Linked DNA regions of Homo sapiens: region 1 is linked to region 2. The links are chromatin loops, found by intact Hi-C in ENCODE. Cell type or tissue: heart left ventricle. All regions are shown on one strand. Each heading gives the region's core, and the rest is flanking DNA. Links, peaks and the distances in the headings are about the cores only.

The links. A loop is a pair of places that touch in the nucleus more often than their neighbours do. Peaks named below come from ENCODE experiments on the same cell type or tissue, not always from the same donor. Only the 100,000 strongest peaks of a DNase experiment are listed, where the experiment ranks them.
Region 1: it touches region 2 in a loop (2.0-fold over the local background); 7 of 110 quality-filtered maps call a loop at or near these places.

The regions. Positions count from the first base shown.
Region 1 is chr17:77,817,334-77,825,558 of GRCh38, forward strand. The region is part of intron 1 of LOC105371908 (a long non-coding RNA gene); the gene reads right to left. Among named protein-coding and RNA genes, the nearest start is that of LINC01973, 63 kb to the right of the region's middle. In heart left ventricle, for the core only: a CTCF peak has its summit at 3,926; no DNase peak of the experiment used is centred there; H3K27ac peaks cover 788 bases.
Region 2 is chr17:77,768,837-77,777,061 of GRCh38, forward strand. No RefSeq gene overlaps it. Among named protein-coding and RNA genes, the nearest start is that of LINC01987, 44 kb to the left of the region's middle. RefSeq lists enhancers at 337-837, 1,185-2,040 and a silencer at 6,377-6,577. In heart left ventricle, for the core only: a CTCF peak has its summit at 3,743; a DNase peak (open chromatin) is centred at 3,785.

The DNA of each region.
Region 1 (8,225 bases), core at 2,650-5,149, 48 kb after region 2:
TTTACAATACCATTGAGTAAAGTCTAATAGAGGAAATGTAAGATAATCTTTATTTTCGAGGGAATTATTTTTAAATCTTGCCTTATATTAACTTATGCACAATAAATGTCTATCAATAAGGGTTTCCCTTAATCAGTTATGGCACAGCCATGCAGTGGAGTACTATATAACCTTTAAACAGATCAAGAGATCTTGAGCACAGAAGATGTCTGCAGTGTATTTCTGAATGAAAAGAGCAAACTGCAGAACAATATATACAGTCTAATTCTATTTTTCAATACATATATGTGTTACTATCCACAGAAAATGATACAGATTAAAATGTCATATTACTAATAGTTACTGAAATTGATAGGATTGTGAAAGCTTTCACTTTTTCTTCCTATATATCTGTTGTCCTAAAATTTTCTTATAAATGAGTATAGCTTCCTTTTATAATTATAAAAAAGGTTAAAATTAAAAATAAATGTATTGTGCCAATCCTAAAATTACCAACCATAAGTTGCTCATCAGATTTATATGATAGACTTCATGATGCTTAATATTTGTGGATAAATTATCATTTCTGCTGTATAGATAATGCCACTTCATAAATATACAGAAAATCAAGTGGATTTCCAAAATCCGAAATAGACTCTCCTATAAATTAAAGGAGACTGAAGACCCTGGCATGATTCTCAGGGAACAAATGTTTCCATTGTAACCCCCTGAACTAATCCATGAGGACATACCAACCTCAGGGCTTAGAAGCTCTTGCAGGGGCCTCCTGGCATTGTGACTAAAACCACAGTTACATTCTCTTTTAATGAGCCCACAGGCACACCAGAGATCCCTGCTGCATTCGTCAGGATGTGCTAGGGGACAGGCTCGCTATGGACAACCAGTCCCCCACTGAGAGCTAGAAAGCTGGGTAACGTGAGACACCCAGGAGCTCTCAAGGCAGGAGGACTTGAACAGGCAGGCCAGGACCCCAGAGTGAAGGGAGACCCCATGGGCTAATCATGACATTCTACACTTCTTTCCTTCCTGGGGTGTCTGTTGATCCATAAATGGCTTGGACAGAGGGCCAAGAAGCTCACAAGACAACAGCCCCTAAGAGACGGAGAAACTGAGCCGTTTCAGCCATCCCATGGGGCTGGATGCCAAGCATTGGAATTCAGATCTATTTAGGAAGCCAGGATTTATAGGGATCAGGAGACAACAGGATCCCAGAGAGAAAAGAAGATGCCCAGAGAAGTCAGTTCGACACACTGGGCCACTGTTGTTTGCAAGGCACTCAGCGGTTTCGAAGTGGCACAGGCCACGAGGAGGTAGGTGGAGAGGCAGAGGCAATATCTGAAGAGATACCGGCTGGGAATTTTCAAACCTGACAAAAGACATCAAGACACATATTCAAGAAGCACTTAGAACCCCAAGCAGAAGCATTATAAACACACACACACACACACACACACACACACACACACACACACACACACACATATTCACAGTCTCCCTGGTACATCATCATAAACTTGCTGAAAGGCAAAGACAAAAAGAATATATCAAAAGCAACAACAACAACAAAAACATATTAGCTTCACAGGATCAAGAATTCAAATGATAGCTGATTCTCAACACAAACGTGGAATGGAATGACATCTTTAAAATTCCAAAAGAAACCAAAAATTGACTAGAAAACTAAAATATCCTTCAAAAGCAAGGTGAATGGACCCAATAGAAATGCAAACATTTGTTCACCAAGAGATATGCACAAGAGGGTTCACGGCAATGTTAAATACTATTATACTAATGTCAGACACCGGAAACAGACCAGGCGCTGTGGCTCACGCCTGGAATCCCAGCACTTTGGGAGGCAAAGGCGGGTGGATCACTTGAGGCCAGGAGTTCGAGACCAGCCTGGCCAACATGGTGAAACCCTGTCTCTACAAAAAATACAAAAATTAACAGGGCATGGTGGCACGTACCTGTAGTCCCTGCTACTTGGGAGGCTGGGGCAGGAGAATTGCTTGAACCCGGGAGGCAGAGGTTGCAGTGAGCTGAGATCATACCACTGCACTCCAGCAGTCTGGGCAACAGAGCGAGACTCCGTCAAAAAATAAAAATAAATAAATAAATAAAAACAACAACAAAACAAACAAAAAAACCTGGAAACAGCTCAGCACCCATCAACATTAGAAGAGATAAACTGTGGTAAGATTTATAACATTGAATGCTACATGGCAATGAGAATGAATGAACTAGGACTATACCTAACAGCCTGGAAGAATCTTTCAGACACTGAATGAAGATGGCAGAGACAAAAACAACAACAAGCTAACCTTTGTTGTCAGAAACCAGGGCAGTGTTTACCTTAGGAGCAATAGTGATGAGAAGAGCCTTGGGAGGCAGCAGGCGGGCGGGGGAAGGGGGAGGTTCTGGGGAACTGGTAACGTTCTGTTTCTTGATCTGGGATCTGGTTTCATAGCTATATTCACTTAGTGAAAATGTATCAAGCTGTGCATTTATAATGTATGTGACTTTCTGTATGTATGCTAGACTTTAATAAATAATTTACATATAACATGGAAGCTAAACTATAATTTTTACAAGACAAATTCGAGAGAAAGAGCTAATATTTAGTGCCAAATGCACAGTAGGTGGTGAATAATTTTTTTAAAGCCCAGAGAACCCTCAGATGTAAGATTACAGATCCCCGGCTTTCCCGGCGTTCCCGGCTTTTCTCTAAGCAATGACTCACACCTTTATTTAGTATACCTAAAGTTTTTTCTAATTACAAGAGGGAATATATAATTATTATAAGAAATTTAGAAAAATATAGAAAAAAAGTAAGGAAGAAAAATGTAAAATACCCACAACCCCACAACTCCAAGTTTATGTAAAGTGTTTTTATTTCTGATCATCTTTTTGCACACTTGTACACTAATGTTGTGTAAGTGTGTGTTTTTACCTTATTCATTTAGCAGCATGCAATAAACACTTTTCTTTGTTATAATGAAGTAAAGAAATAAAAGTGAGGGTAAGATAAAGACATTTCCAGACTTCCCCTCAAAAAAAAAAAGGAAAGAATTTATTGCCAACAACTCACACTAAAAGATAGGTAAAGAGGAGATTTTTGAGCAAAGGAGTGTAATCCCAGATGGAAACTAAAAAAATAAGGCAATAAAGAAAATCCCTGGAAAAGGTAAACATTTGGGCAAATATAAATGAATTTTTACTACATAAAACAAAATGAATAGGCAATAAAAATTCAGGTTAAAACATAAAAAGGATTAAATGACAAGGAAACAATAGCATAAAAAGGCAGGAGGGGTAAATAGTGTAAAAGCTTTCCAAAGTTCTGGCCTTGTCTGGGAAGTGGTAAAAGTTTTGCTCTATATTAGTCTTCAGTAAATCAAAGATGCATGCTATAACCTCAAGTAGAATCACCACTGCAAGAATAGTAAAAGACAGTCTCACTAACAAGCTAATGACAGAGGAAATGAAATAATAGGATTTACTCATTTCATCCCAAAAAAAAGGCAAGGAAGGAAAGAAAAAAATGAACATAGAATAGATGGGATAAATATAAAACCCACAGTAAGATGGTATGTTTAAACCCAAACAAATCAGTTATTGGATTAAATGTTCAACCAACATGCCAACATTTATTAAACAATATATAACAAGTGTTAAAGGTTGGACTAATATGGCGAAAATTGGACTGAATACTCCAATTCAAAGATGAAGATTTTCAGACTCGATTTTTTTTAATCAAACTATATGCTCCTTATGATATCACAGAAATGCTGAAAGTCAAAGGATGGAAAACAGCACAGGTTTATTTCTGGCTCCTGTAAGGGGCACCAGGCTCTGGGTGACCTCTGGGGCATGACTGGGCCTCCACGACCTTGGTGAGTGTCACGCAAGCATTCAATGCTCCCTAGAGGATGTGGCCAGCATTGCTGTATTCACATTTCATCGCCAAGGCACACCACACGGCCGCCACTCCCTCCAGGGACCAAGGAGCACAGCCCTTCATGCACAGAGGGAGCCCAGTGCCACACGGTCCCTGCAGGTGGCCAGCCCAGGGGGAGAGACCAAGAGTGGGCTGTGGCTTTCACTTTTGGCCATGGTCAAAGACTTCACCTCGGCCGGTCTCCAGCAGATGTCCTCTCCTGGTCATAACAGTCAGGGCAGCTGGGCATGGTGGCTCATGCCTGTAATCCCAGCACTTTGGGAGGCCGAGGCAGGAGGATCACTTGAGATCGGTAGTTTGAGACAAGCCTGGGCAACATAGCAAAGCCCCGTCTCTACAAAAAAAATACAAAAATTAGCCAGACATGGTGGCATACGCCTGTAGTCCCAGCTACTTGGGAGGCTGAGGTGGGAGGATCATTTCAGCCCAGGAGGTGGAGGTTGAAGTGAGCCGAGATCGCCCCACTGCATTCCAGCCTAGCCTATAGATCCAGACCATGTCTCAAAAAACAAAAACAAACAAACAAAAAAAAAAAACAAAAAACAGGGCAAGCACATACATGGACAGCTGGAAACCCATCTCGCCCGCACCTGCCCTCCTGCCAGGTGGTCATGGGCCTCACTTGGTCCAATTTTGTCCAGGTCACCAGTGGTTTCAGATTTGGATGAGAAGATAATGGCTTCACCTTGGATGCTCTGGGCCGATGCACTTGGGGAAGATTCTGTGAGCTTTTGGATTCTGGGAAGAGTCGGCATCCAGTAGGCAGTAAGGTGCACATGCCAGGGGCTCAGGGGAAGCCTTGCCCTAGAGACACAGGTGCAGATGTGCCCCAGTTATCTTTTGCTGCACAAATAACAGCCCCCAACTTGGTGGTGTCAAATGGCCATTTTATGATGCTCATCTGTGGGTCGTGAATTTGGATGAAACCATCCACAGCATGGACGGTTTGTGTCTGTGCTGGGGAATCTAGGACCTCAGGTGGGAAGAGATCTTGGGATGGGAGTGTGTGGCTGTGAGACCCAATCTCCATCCTGACCTGAGAAACGGTGTGACCTCAATACCGATGAGCTGTCAGAGGGAAATGAAGTGCCCGGCCACTTCCCTGGAGGCGCACGCCTCCCCTTAATCTCCTCTCTCCACACCAAATGCGGGCCTCGAGAGGGGGATCCCAGAGACCCCAAGGCCCATGCGCTGCTGCCCTCTGGAGACACCCCAGCCCCCCCGCTCCTCCACTCACACTCACACACACACCCTCACGCATGTATTCACACATCCTTGCACACATACACTCAGACCCTTCCGAACAGGCAAGACGGTGCCTCTTGCTCAGACCCCTTCCCGGACCAAAGGACAAACAGTGAAGCACGGGCTAGAGCCCTCCTCACCCAATTGTCATTTTTATTGGTAGCCCTGGATTCTTCCGGCAGTGGAGAGGGAGGAGGTGCTGACGAAATCTCACAGGGAAGCTGATGAGAAGCAACAGCCAAGAACTGCCCACTCGTGGGAGCAGCCTGTCTCTTCCCACCTCTGCCAGGAGGGTGTGGTCACCAGAATTCCCCAGCTGGACAAAGGAGGTCGAGGGAAGGTCACCCCTCCCAGCAAAGTAAGGAGAGTGCCCTGTGCCCTGTGCTCAGGAGAGATTGGGGCCGCACCCACCTGGCATTGCCACACCTCTGGCCTCTGCGCTCCCAGTCCCTTCATCACTGCAAGCCTCGGTTCCCGCCTCTGTCAAATGGGCATTTTCATGTCATAAAGCTTCCCAGGTCGTTTTCGGAGAATTCCATGGCAGCCCTTATGAAAGCACCCTGTACACTGTTAATGCAGGCACTGTAAAATACTATGATTAAAAATCATATTTTCTGGCCAGTTGTGGTGGCTCAAACCTGTAATCCCAGCCCTTTGGGAGGCTGAGGTGGGTGGATCACCGGAGGTCAGGAGTTCAAGACCAGCCTGGACAACATGGTGAAACCCTGTTTCTACTAAAAATACAAAAATTAGCCAGGCATGGTGGCAGGCACCTGTAATCTCAGCTACTCCGGAGGCTGAGGCATAAGAATTGCTTGAACTCGGGAGGCTGAGGTCGCAGTGAGCCGAGATGACGCCACTGCACTCCAGACTGTGCAACAGAGGGAGAGTCTGTCTCAAAAAAAATCCTATTTTCTGTTAGTGGAGGGGGCAGAGGACAGATTCTGGGAACTGTATGTGCACTCAGGACCTCTTCCAGCATTGCATGGAAATGATCTCTGGGGCCTAAGGAAGCAAGGGGAGGGCCGTAAAGGGTGCCCCGGAGCCAGGAAAGGGCATGGAGGCAGTGTGGCCTGTTAGGCAGGTGGCATCACAATTTCTGCCAGGCCCTGCCTCACCCCAAACGGTTTCCAGAAAAGGCACTGTTGCCGTGGGAACACTCGTCCAATTATTCTACTTTGCAGAAAATCACTTTTCAGCCAACTTGGTTAGAACACGTCCCTTCTACAGAGCAAAAATTGCATCTTGGTTTTTGACCTCACCCATGACCAAATATTTGAGTGGAGAAGTGGCCAGAGGACTCAGGCCACAAGAGAGATGGTCATCTAGCGGGAGATGGCAGGAGAGACCCAAGCCCTGTAATAAACCGCAGGTGGACTCCAGATGTCTGCAAATTGACAGACGAGTAGGAGCCTCCTTGAGGGACGAAGGGACAGCAGGAGTGGGGAAGGATTGAGGTTGCTCGATTCCACTCAACCAGTGGCCCTGAGGGCCAGGCCCTGCTAGACACTAGGAAAGCAGAGATGCTTCCGACACCACTTTCTGCCTCTGTGGGGGGCTCAGAGTCCAAAGGGGAGTGGACACTGGTGAGCAGATTAACAATAAGTGACAAGGACAAAGATAGAATATGTTCTAGGTAGTAAGAAGTAGCTCAAGGGAGGAGAGAGAATGGAGGAGGGTAACTTGGAGGCTGGGTTTTGACGTATGAATAGGAGTTTGCCAAGCAGACAAAGGGTAAGGGAGGGTGCTCTGGGCAGAGGAAGCACGAGTAAGGAATGGAGTCATGCAACAACAAAGTACATTATGAGAACAACAGGTTGTTGAGCAGCGTCCCGGTGGAAAACACCAAGGGGGAGAGACAGAATCGTCAGGTTGGAAGCTGAGTGCGCCCTGCAGAGTCCGGTGTTTGGCCTTTGTGCAGTGGGAAGAATCCCCATCGGACTGGCATTTGACAAAGGCAGGCAGGACAGAGGGCAGGAAGGAAGGGCAGAAGACCAGCCAGGAGGCAAGAGGCAAAGAAGCCTGAACCGGCGCCAGTGTCAGGCAAAAGGAGCAGGAAGAGAGGATCAGCAGGCCTGGGTCTTGGGGGATGGAGGGCCAGGGCCAGGAATGAGGAGAAGGCCCTGCCAGTTCTCAGCCTCGGGAGACAAAGTTTAGAGATGGCTTGAACCAAATGGGGGACAGAGGAAGGCTTGGTCTGGAGGGTGGAAATGGGGCAGATTGAGTCACATTGAGGAGGAGGGGCCCAGGGAGCATTGAGGAGGTTGGCAGGTGTCAAGTGCTATTGAGCCAAACTGCCTGAGTTCCAACTCCAGCACTGCAGAATACTAGCTGTGTGGCCTTAGGCAAATTACTGAACCTCTCTGAGGCTGTTTCATCTCTCTTATGAGGATTCACTGAAGTCCATGTGAAAAGCACGTAGCCCAGGAAGGGAGCTGATATGGGCTCTTAAGGCCCAGACTCCCTGGCTTCCTGGCCAGGGTCCTCCTGCAGCCTCCACGGCCTATGGCCCCTGCGAGACTCAGTAAAATGTGTTGCGTGCAGGGCCGCCCTTTACCAGGCCCATGAGCCTGCCTGGTGCCCTCCAGGGTGAAGACCACCTTGTCCAGCTGCCCCTCCTCCCCATAACTCACCTGGCCATGCTAGGCACAGCAGAGCGAAGATACATTTTCCCAAGCAAGCGAGACCCAAGTTACAGCTAGAAATGTATGGAATATGCTGTGTCACACGGAAAACGGCAATGCCTGAAATTCCAGGCTCCCTCCAGCTCCCCACTGAATGCACATCCTCCAGGGACATCCCAGAGGCAAAAGAGGTGGGAAGAAGGGGCAGGGCTCCCCCACACCTGAGTCCCTGCTGTGGGTTAGGGATGCCCGTCTGATCTCAGACTGGCAGCATCTATTCAACCATGTCTACCTCGTTCCCTGAGGGTGGGAAGGACTCGTTCTCTTACACGACTTGTTTCACCTTTAGGAATCAGCGGACAGTGGAGCATAGCAAGGAAATCCTCCCACCACTCAAA
Region 2 (8,225 bases), core at 2,726-5,225:
CCCTGATTTGGAGCGTGTGCCGATTCCCAGGTGTAAACGGTCCCCTGGGGCTCATTTCCAGCTGTCAAGGTGAGGTCACACACCTGTGCAGGACACCTGCAGCACACCACCAAACCAGCAAGCTTTTATGTTACTCTGAAGTTTTATTCTCTTTTCTGCTGAGCCGCAAGCAGAAGAAATAGAAAACTTGGAAGGAAAAGCAGGGTCCTTCACCAGAGGAACAAGAAGCAAACAGCAAAAACCTTTGCCTGCAAGTGAAAGGGCCAGAGGGCTGGCCAGAGGCCACCTGCAGGGACAAAACCACCTGGGAGCCCCAGACATCCCCACTCAAGTCCAGGCTGGCCCCAGCCAGGGGCAGCAGGGCTGGGGGTGCTGACCAAGGTCACAGCTCAGGTGGGAGTGGGTCCATGGCACAGGGAGCCATTCCTAAGGGAAGATCCCAAAGCTGGTGTCTTCACAGAAGAATGGTGGGAGCTGTTTCCTCATCTGTAAAATGGGGTGATAGCACATCCCCTTCAGAAGGCTGTCGTGAGAATTAAACGAGCAGGTGACTTGAAGTGCTTGGCAGGATGCCTGGCGCATACTATGAGCTCATGCAACAGGGACCCAGTGGTACAGATGCCAGCGGTGTGTGGTGGGAAGGCCAGCTTGGGAGTAACTAGAAGTGGACGGGACCTGTCTATACCATGGGCCCGGGGAGGGGAGGCACACACCACAGCTGTGGGCATCTGCTCGGTGGCTGAAGAGTTGATCTTCAGCAAGGACAGGGAGGAAATCAGGGGATCTTTGCGGAGCTGGGAGCATGGCCTGAGACTTGGAGGACAGGAGGACTGAGACCTGCAAACCCACAGCAGCGGATGGGAAGGGATCTCCAGAAAAACAAAACGCGGAGATGGGCGTGCTGGACTCTTTCTCACTCACTGCTTCTCCATAGGGTGCACTGGACTCTTTCTCACCCACTGCTTCTCCGTAGGGTGCTCTGAGGCAGTGATAGCTGCGGTTCATGAAGTCTTGACCACTTACTGGGCCAGTGTTTCCCAGACGCATTCCCTGGAAGACAGCAGCCGTTAGGTCAATAGGTGTCACCAAAACAGGTTCCACGACTAACGCCAGCCTGCCTCCTGCCACAGCTTCCCTGAGAGCGTCCCCAGCCCTTCTGAGCCTCAGCCGAGTGACCAGGGCTGCCGAATTAACGGGTGCTAGTGAACAAATGCCCTTCTCAGATCTCACGCTTACATTTTAAGCTGGGTCTCAGTGGGCTTGCCCAAAGGAATAAAGAATTGGCAATTTTGGGCAGGCTGAATCTCTGTGGCAGGGACCTATTAAGGTGGAGTCTTTCCAGTCTCTTCAAATTATAACACCCTAGTAAGAGGTCATGTCGCCCATGCAGGAAACGTGTGCCCTCTCTCTCTCTCCCTCCCCTGTCTTCCTCTCTTCCTCTTTCACACTCCCTCTCTTTCTCTCTCTCCCGTCTTCTCTCTCATCCTTACCTCCCTCCCTCTGTCCCTTCTCCTCCTCTCCTTTCCTTTCCCCATGTTCTGGAACTGAGGAATCCCTAGAGCCAAGCAGTCCCTGACTGACAGCTGACTTGGTGATGCAGGTGGAGACTGCAGCAGGGGGGGCTGGATGCGGTGCTGGGGGCAATGGGCCTGCTGGGTGCGTTGGGCGGGATGATGCCCAGGTTGGCAGGATCACCGTGAACCTGGATGAGTGGATCCCTGGGCGCCCACTTCTCCGAGGGAGGGCTGGACGCCTCCTCCTGTCTGAGGTCAGGGCAGCAGTCTTCCCAGCCCCAGGATTCTCAAGCCCATGGTGGCCTCTCCTGGTCTGATTCTCACCTCGCCTACTCACTGTGGGCCCCAGGCAGAGGCCCAGGGAGAATTTCTTCTCACCTCTGACGCAGACCCCGAAGGACTGAGGACAGCACCCCCACTGCGTCATCTGATGACGCAGGGAGGGAGGGCTTCCCCCAGCCCACCCCCGGCTGCAGCCGACCCTCTAGAGCCTGCCCCAGCCTGCCAGGCTCCATCCCCTGAGACCAGCCTTCAGCAAGCGTGGGACGGCTCAGCCCAGGCACCTCGTCAGCATGACTCAGTGCTAAATGATCAGATGAAATGGGCCTTCCCAAGGCCCAGCTGGAGGTGATGAGCTTCAGCAAGGAATTTGTTTTACCTCAAACTGGGATGTTTAACCCCAGGACAGGAAAAAAAAAAAAAGAAAGAAATCCCTGCTCACTGCCTTCCCTGGTGATTTCCCTGTGTGTGTGGAGGGGCTGAGTTGCTGGGCTGTTTGCAGGGACAGTTGGATGGAGCTAGATTCCGTGGCGGGAAATGGTATCTCTTGTAGCCACTTAAGACAGGGTGAGCCCTGAGCAAGGCAGAGGCTGGGGTCTTCCCCTGTGTGGAGGCTCCCGGCATCTGACGCCTCTGATGTCAGGAAGGGAGCCCGGCCCACCACAGCGGGACCCAAACCTCCATCACGTGCCCTGTGGAGGCACTGAGTGCAAGTCGGTTCTGGCTGGGACGAGTGAAGGTGGAATGATGCCCTGGTGAGATGCGAGCTGAGCCCCGGCTGCACCCCTTAGCAGCTGTATGACTGACAGAAGGTTCCCCGATCTCCCCAGCCTGGGGTTCCTCATTGCAAAACAGGGTCCCAGACTCCCAGGTCTGTTGCGAGGGCTTCTCTCGGCACAGAGCCTGGCACATGCCGGGTGCTTGTAGGGGGCCTCAAATGGAGTCAAGAGATGGAGAAAGACGGCTGGACTCCGGGGCAAGCCAAGGTCAAGGGGTCAGGAGTTTCTCCTGAGGCTAAAGGGGACCCTAACAGGGCACAGGGAGATAGAGATGTCTGCTGAGCTGGGGACAGGACCGGGCACCCTCTCAGGGGCCCTCTCAGGGGCCTGGGGAGACAGACGGCCTCGGCCTTGGGGCTGACAGGGCTGACACGGCAGAACACAGCCTGCGCCTCCCTGGACCCACCTCAAGTGCTGGCCCTCATATCTGAGGCTCCTTCTTCTTTGCACGTGGTCTCTCACTCAGGATGCCTGAGGGCTGGAGCAGGTAACCCCAAGGTGACCCTGGGGTCTGGCGATGTGGGTCCTGGTCCCACCTCTGCCTCTTCCTTGCAGTGAGATCTTGGGCACAAGACAACCCCAGAATGGAATGGGTCTAGGAGCGAGAATGGGGTGGGACGGGCATCTTCCAGGGGAGCTCCAACCTGGGCAGCCCCACCCAACATGCCCCAATCCCCAGGATTCAGGGCCTTCCCTCCCTGCAAACATCATTCTCCTCGCAGGCTCACAGGCTCGTTACAGGCTAATCCCAACCCAGCCTCAGGGCCTCAAGGGCAAAGGGAGGGCAGACAGGCTCCTGCTCCAGTCCTGGCTCCTGTGTGACCTCAGGCAAGTCACATAACCTCTCTGAGCCTCCAGGTCCTACCTCAAGGAAAGGGAATAATGAGCTCTTCCATCCAAGGCTGCTGTGGCAATGAAATGTCACATGTCATGTAGTTTTAAATAAGGTCATGTGTATAAAATGTGCGGGTGCTAGGAGCCACCCAGCACATGCTGGTTCCTTTCCTGTCCCTGGACCTAACTCTGATCCCAGACTGCTGAGTTCTTGGAGAACGTTATTCCCTGGGTTGCAAGCCACCTGCCCATCCCAGGCCTGTCCAAGGTCCCCCAGGGCTTTGTTCTACCAGGCGACTGAAGGCATTCCCCTTCCTGCCCCCATCTGCCTGTTCCCAGGCCCTCCAGATGAGGCCGCTGTCTGCCCTCAACCCGCCCACAGCAGCCCGGCCCCTCCTAGCCCGCGTTTGCAGGGCTTGGTCAGCCGCTGTGTCTGAGCCTGCTGGAATCTCAGATCCCTCTCCCCTTATCCCATGTGACTCAGTCTCCTTCCACCCATGGAATCTCCTCCTATCTCTCCCTGTGTCTATCCTCACCCCCTGCCTTGTGTAGGGTGGGAGACTGGAGTCCTGCCCACTGCTTCAGACCTCTCGTCCTGGAAGGCAGCCCTCTGGCTGGGCCCTGCCACCTGGGGCCACATCGGATTTTGCTGCATCTCCAGGGACCACCCTGCCCCCCTCACTTCCCTTTTCCTCTTCCCACCAGGATGCCCTGATCCCCCTGCCCAACCCAGAGTCTGGGCTGTCCCCAGCCAGTCCCAGCTACGGGTTCCCAGTCTCCACTCTCCCCAACCCCTCTCCAGCAAAGGCCAGCTCTGCGCTTCTCCTCGCTAGAGCCTTGCCCTTCAGGCCCTCTTCTGGCCGAGATTCACCCAGCCTCCACCCCTCACCTGGGTGAATGGCACCTCTGGCCTCACAGTTTGGGTGTCAGATTCTGGAGTCAGGTGCACAGATCTCAAAGCCTGCCTCTGGGCCACTGATGTGCTGAGTGATCTTGGGCGGGTCCACCCTCCCTTGCAGACCTTCAGTTTCCAGATCTGATAAAGCAGCAGTGATTATGCAGCTGAGTCGAACAATTAGAGTTTGAATTGCAAGAGTTCCCTTATGCTGGGATTTTCTGCCTCTGTCACCCCTGAGACAGCAAGACCAACTCCTCCTCCTCCTCCTCCTCTTCCTCCTCCTTCTCCTCCTCGGTCTCCTCAATGTGAAGACAAGGAGAATGAAGACCTTTATGATGATCCACTTCCACTTAATGAATACTAGACTTTCTCTTCCTTATGATTTTCTTTTCTTTTCTTTTTTGTGATGGAGTCTCACTCTATCACCCAGGCTGGAGTACAGTGGCGTGATCTTGGCTCACTGCAACCTCTGCCTCCCGGGTTCAAGCAATTCTCCTGCCTCAGTCTCCCAGATAGCTGGGATTACAGGGTCCCGCCACCACACCCAGCTAATTTTTGTATTTTTAGTAGAGATGGGGTTTCACCATGTTGCCCCAGCTGGTCTTGAACTCCTGACCTCAGGTGATCCCCCACCCCCAGCCTCCCAAAGTGCTGGCATTACAGGTGTGAGCCACCGCGCCCAGCCTCCTTATGATTTTCTTAATACCATTTTCTTTTCTGTAGCTTATTTTATTGTAAGATTGCAGCATATCATACATATAACATCCAAAATATGTGTATTAGCTCTTGGTGCTATCAGTAAGGCTTCTGGTCAAAAGGAGGCTCTTAGCACTTACATTTTGAGGAGTCAAAAGTTATACCCAGATTTTCGGCTGTGTGGAGTCAGCACTCTAATCCCCACATTGTCCAAGAGTCAACTGCACAACCTCACAGAGCTGTCGTGGGACTGAACAGGACACCATACATCAAGGGCCTTGCACACAGTGAGTTCAATCCACTGAGGTTGGGCATGATAACCCCCAGGGTGGCAGACACAGCCCCGATACACAAATCCTGTTTGGGGCCCTGCCACCTTTTTCCCGAGACACCAGCTGTTGGGCGTCCTCTGCTTCTGACGGGCCCCGTTGCATTCTGGCTTGACAAATGCCAGCTTTTGCCGAATCTCCCGCTCTGGGACGGGGGACATCACAGTTGAGCAGTTGGAACAGAGAAGAGTGTTTGAAAGGGCATGCGGTATCTGGGCCATGGAGGAGGAAATGGGGCATTGGTGGGTGGGATGGCAGGGCTGCCAGCATCTGACCCAGGAGGCTGGGAGGAGGCTGCTGTGTGAATACACGCTCGGCCTCTCACAGTGGCTGCCGCCGCATTAGCCCCTTGTGCTTCAGGGAACAGAGCATCCGTGATGGATGAGACTTTAATTAAAGTAATGAGACATTTATAATCGCGGTTATCTCCAAAATTAGGCCTTTTAGCAATTATTCCTGGGGAATATTCCTCCGGTAGATAGCTCCCTTTTTAGAACAACGTCGGGGGGTGGTCTGTACCTGAGAGAGATTTTCCCAGCAGGCCCTGGGCTGTGACAGGTCAACGATGAGGTTTCCCTGGAAAACAGGACGTGGCTTCTGCCTCAGGTTTCTCTCCAGAGGAGCAAAAGTTCGATGACCCTGGGCACCTAGTCAGGTCATAGGACACTTCTAGTGCCCTCAGAGAGGGTGCCTTTGGGCTCAGAACCTGAAGATCTGGGTTCAAGTCCTGACTTTACAACCTTGCTGTTGCTGAGACTGTTTGCCAAGTGGGATGTGATGGTTGATACTGAGTGTCAGCTTGATTGGACTGAAGGATGCAAAGTATTAGTCCTGGGTGTGTCTGGCAGGGTGTTGCCAAAAGAGATTAACATTTGAGTCAGTGGGCTGCAAAAGGCAGACCCACCCTCAATCTGGTGGGCGCCATCTCATCAGCTTCCAGCGAATATAAAGCAGGCAGAAAAACGTGAAAAAGCGAGACCGGCCTAGCCTCCCAGTCTACATCTTTCTCCCGTGCTGGATGCTTCCTGTCCGTGAACATCAGACTCCAAGTTCTTCAGTTTTGAGACTCAGACTGGTTTTCCTTGTTCTTCAAACTTGCAGACAGCCCATTGTGGGACTTTGTGATTGTGTCAGTGAATATTTAATAAATTCCCCTTTATATCTATCTATCTATCCTATTGGCTCTGTCCCTCTAGGGAACCCTCACTAATACACGGGATGAAAAGCACACGGGCTGAGAGGCGCCAAAGCCATAAGGTCTGTGAAAGTACTTTGTAAGGTCTCAGGCATCAGGCCCCAATATGTGACCATCATGTGTTCCTAACAGCAGATTCCAGAACATTCCTCTTTAAACTCCAGGACAGTCCCTTCCCTAGGGTAGGGCTTTGCCCCCAGAACTACTCATTGTCTGGGTTTCCAACACTGTTCATGGCCATTGATTAAAAAAAAAAAACAACCCTCTCCCTCTCCCTCTCCCTCTCCCTCTCCCCCTCCCCCTCCCCCTCCCCCTCCCCTTCCCTCTCCCTCCACGGTCTCCCTCTGATGCCGAGCCAAAGCTGGACGGTACTGCTGCCATCTCGGCTCACTGCAACCTCCCTGCCTGATTCTCCTGCCTCGGCCTGCCGAGTGCCTGCGATTGCAGGCGCGCGCCGCCACGCCTGACTGGTTTTCGTTTTTTTTTTTGGTGGAGACGGGGTTTCGCTGTGTTGGCCGGGCTGGTCTCCAGCTCCTAACCGCGAGTGATCCGCCAGCCTCGGCCTCCCGAGGTGCCGGGATTGCAGACGGAGTCTCGTTCACTCAGTGCTCAATGGTGCCCAGGCTGGAGTGCAGTGGCGTGATCTCGGCTCGCAACAACCACCTCCCAGCCGCCTGCCTTGGCCTCCCAAAGAGCCGAGATTGCAGCCTCTGCCCGGCCGCCACCCCGTCTGGGAAGTGAGGAGCGTCTCTGCCTGGCCCCCCATCGTCTGGGATATGAGGAGCCTCTCTGCCTGGCTGCCCAGTCTGGAAAGTGAGGAGCGTCTCTGCCCGGCCGCCATCCCATCTAGGAAGTGAGGAGCGTCTCTGCCCGGCCGCCCATCGTCTGAGATGTGGGGAGCACCTCTGCCCCGCCGCCCCGTCTGGGATGTGAGGAGCGCCTCTGCTGGGCCGCAACCCTGTCTGGGAGGTGAGGAGCGTCTCTGCCCGGCCACCCCGTCTGAGAAGTGAGGAAACCCTCTGCCTGGCAACCGCCCCGTCTGAGAAGTGAGGAGCCCCTCCGTCCGGCAACCACCCCGTCTGGGAAGTGAGGAGCGTCTCCGTCCGGCAGCCGCCCCGTCCGGGAGGGAGGTGGGGGGTCAGCCCCCCGCCCGGCCAGCCGCCCCGTCCGGGAGGTGAGGGGCGCCTCTGCCCGGCCGCCCCTACTGGGAAGTGAGGAGCCCCTCTGCCCGGCCAGCCGCCCCGTCCAGGAGGGAGGTGGGGGGGTCAGCCCCCCGCCCGGCCAGCCGCCCAGTCCGGGAGGTGAGGGGCGCCTCTGCCCGGCCGCCCCTACTGGGAAGTGAGGAGCCCCTCTGCCCGGCCAGCCGCCCCGCCCGGGAGGGAGGTGGGGGGGTCAGCCCCCCGCCTGGCCAGCCGCCCCGTCCGGGAGGGAGGTGGGGGGGTCAGCCCCCCGCCCGGCCAGCCGCCCCGTCCGGGAGGGGGGAGGGGGGGTCAGCCCCCTGCCCGGCCAGCCGCCCCGTCCGGGAGGGAGGTGGGGGGATCAGCCCCCTGCCTGGCCAGCCGCCCCGTCCGGGAGGTGAGGGGCGCCTCTGCCCGGCCGCCCCTACTGGGAAGTGAGGAGCCCCTCTGCCTGGCCAGCCGCCCCGTCCGGGAGGATGGTGGGGGGGTCAGCCCCCCGCCCGGCCAGCCGCCCCATCCGGGA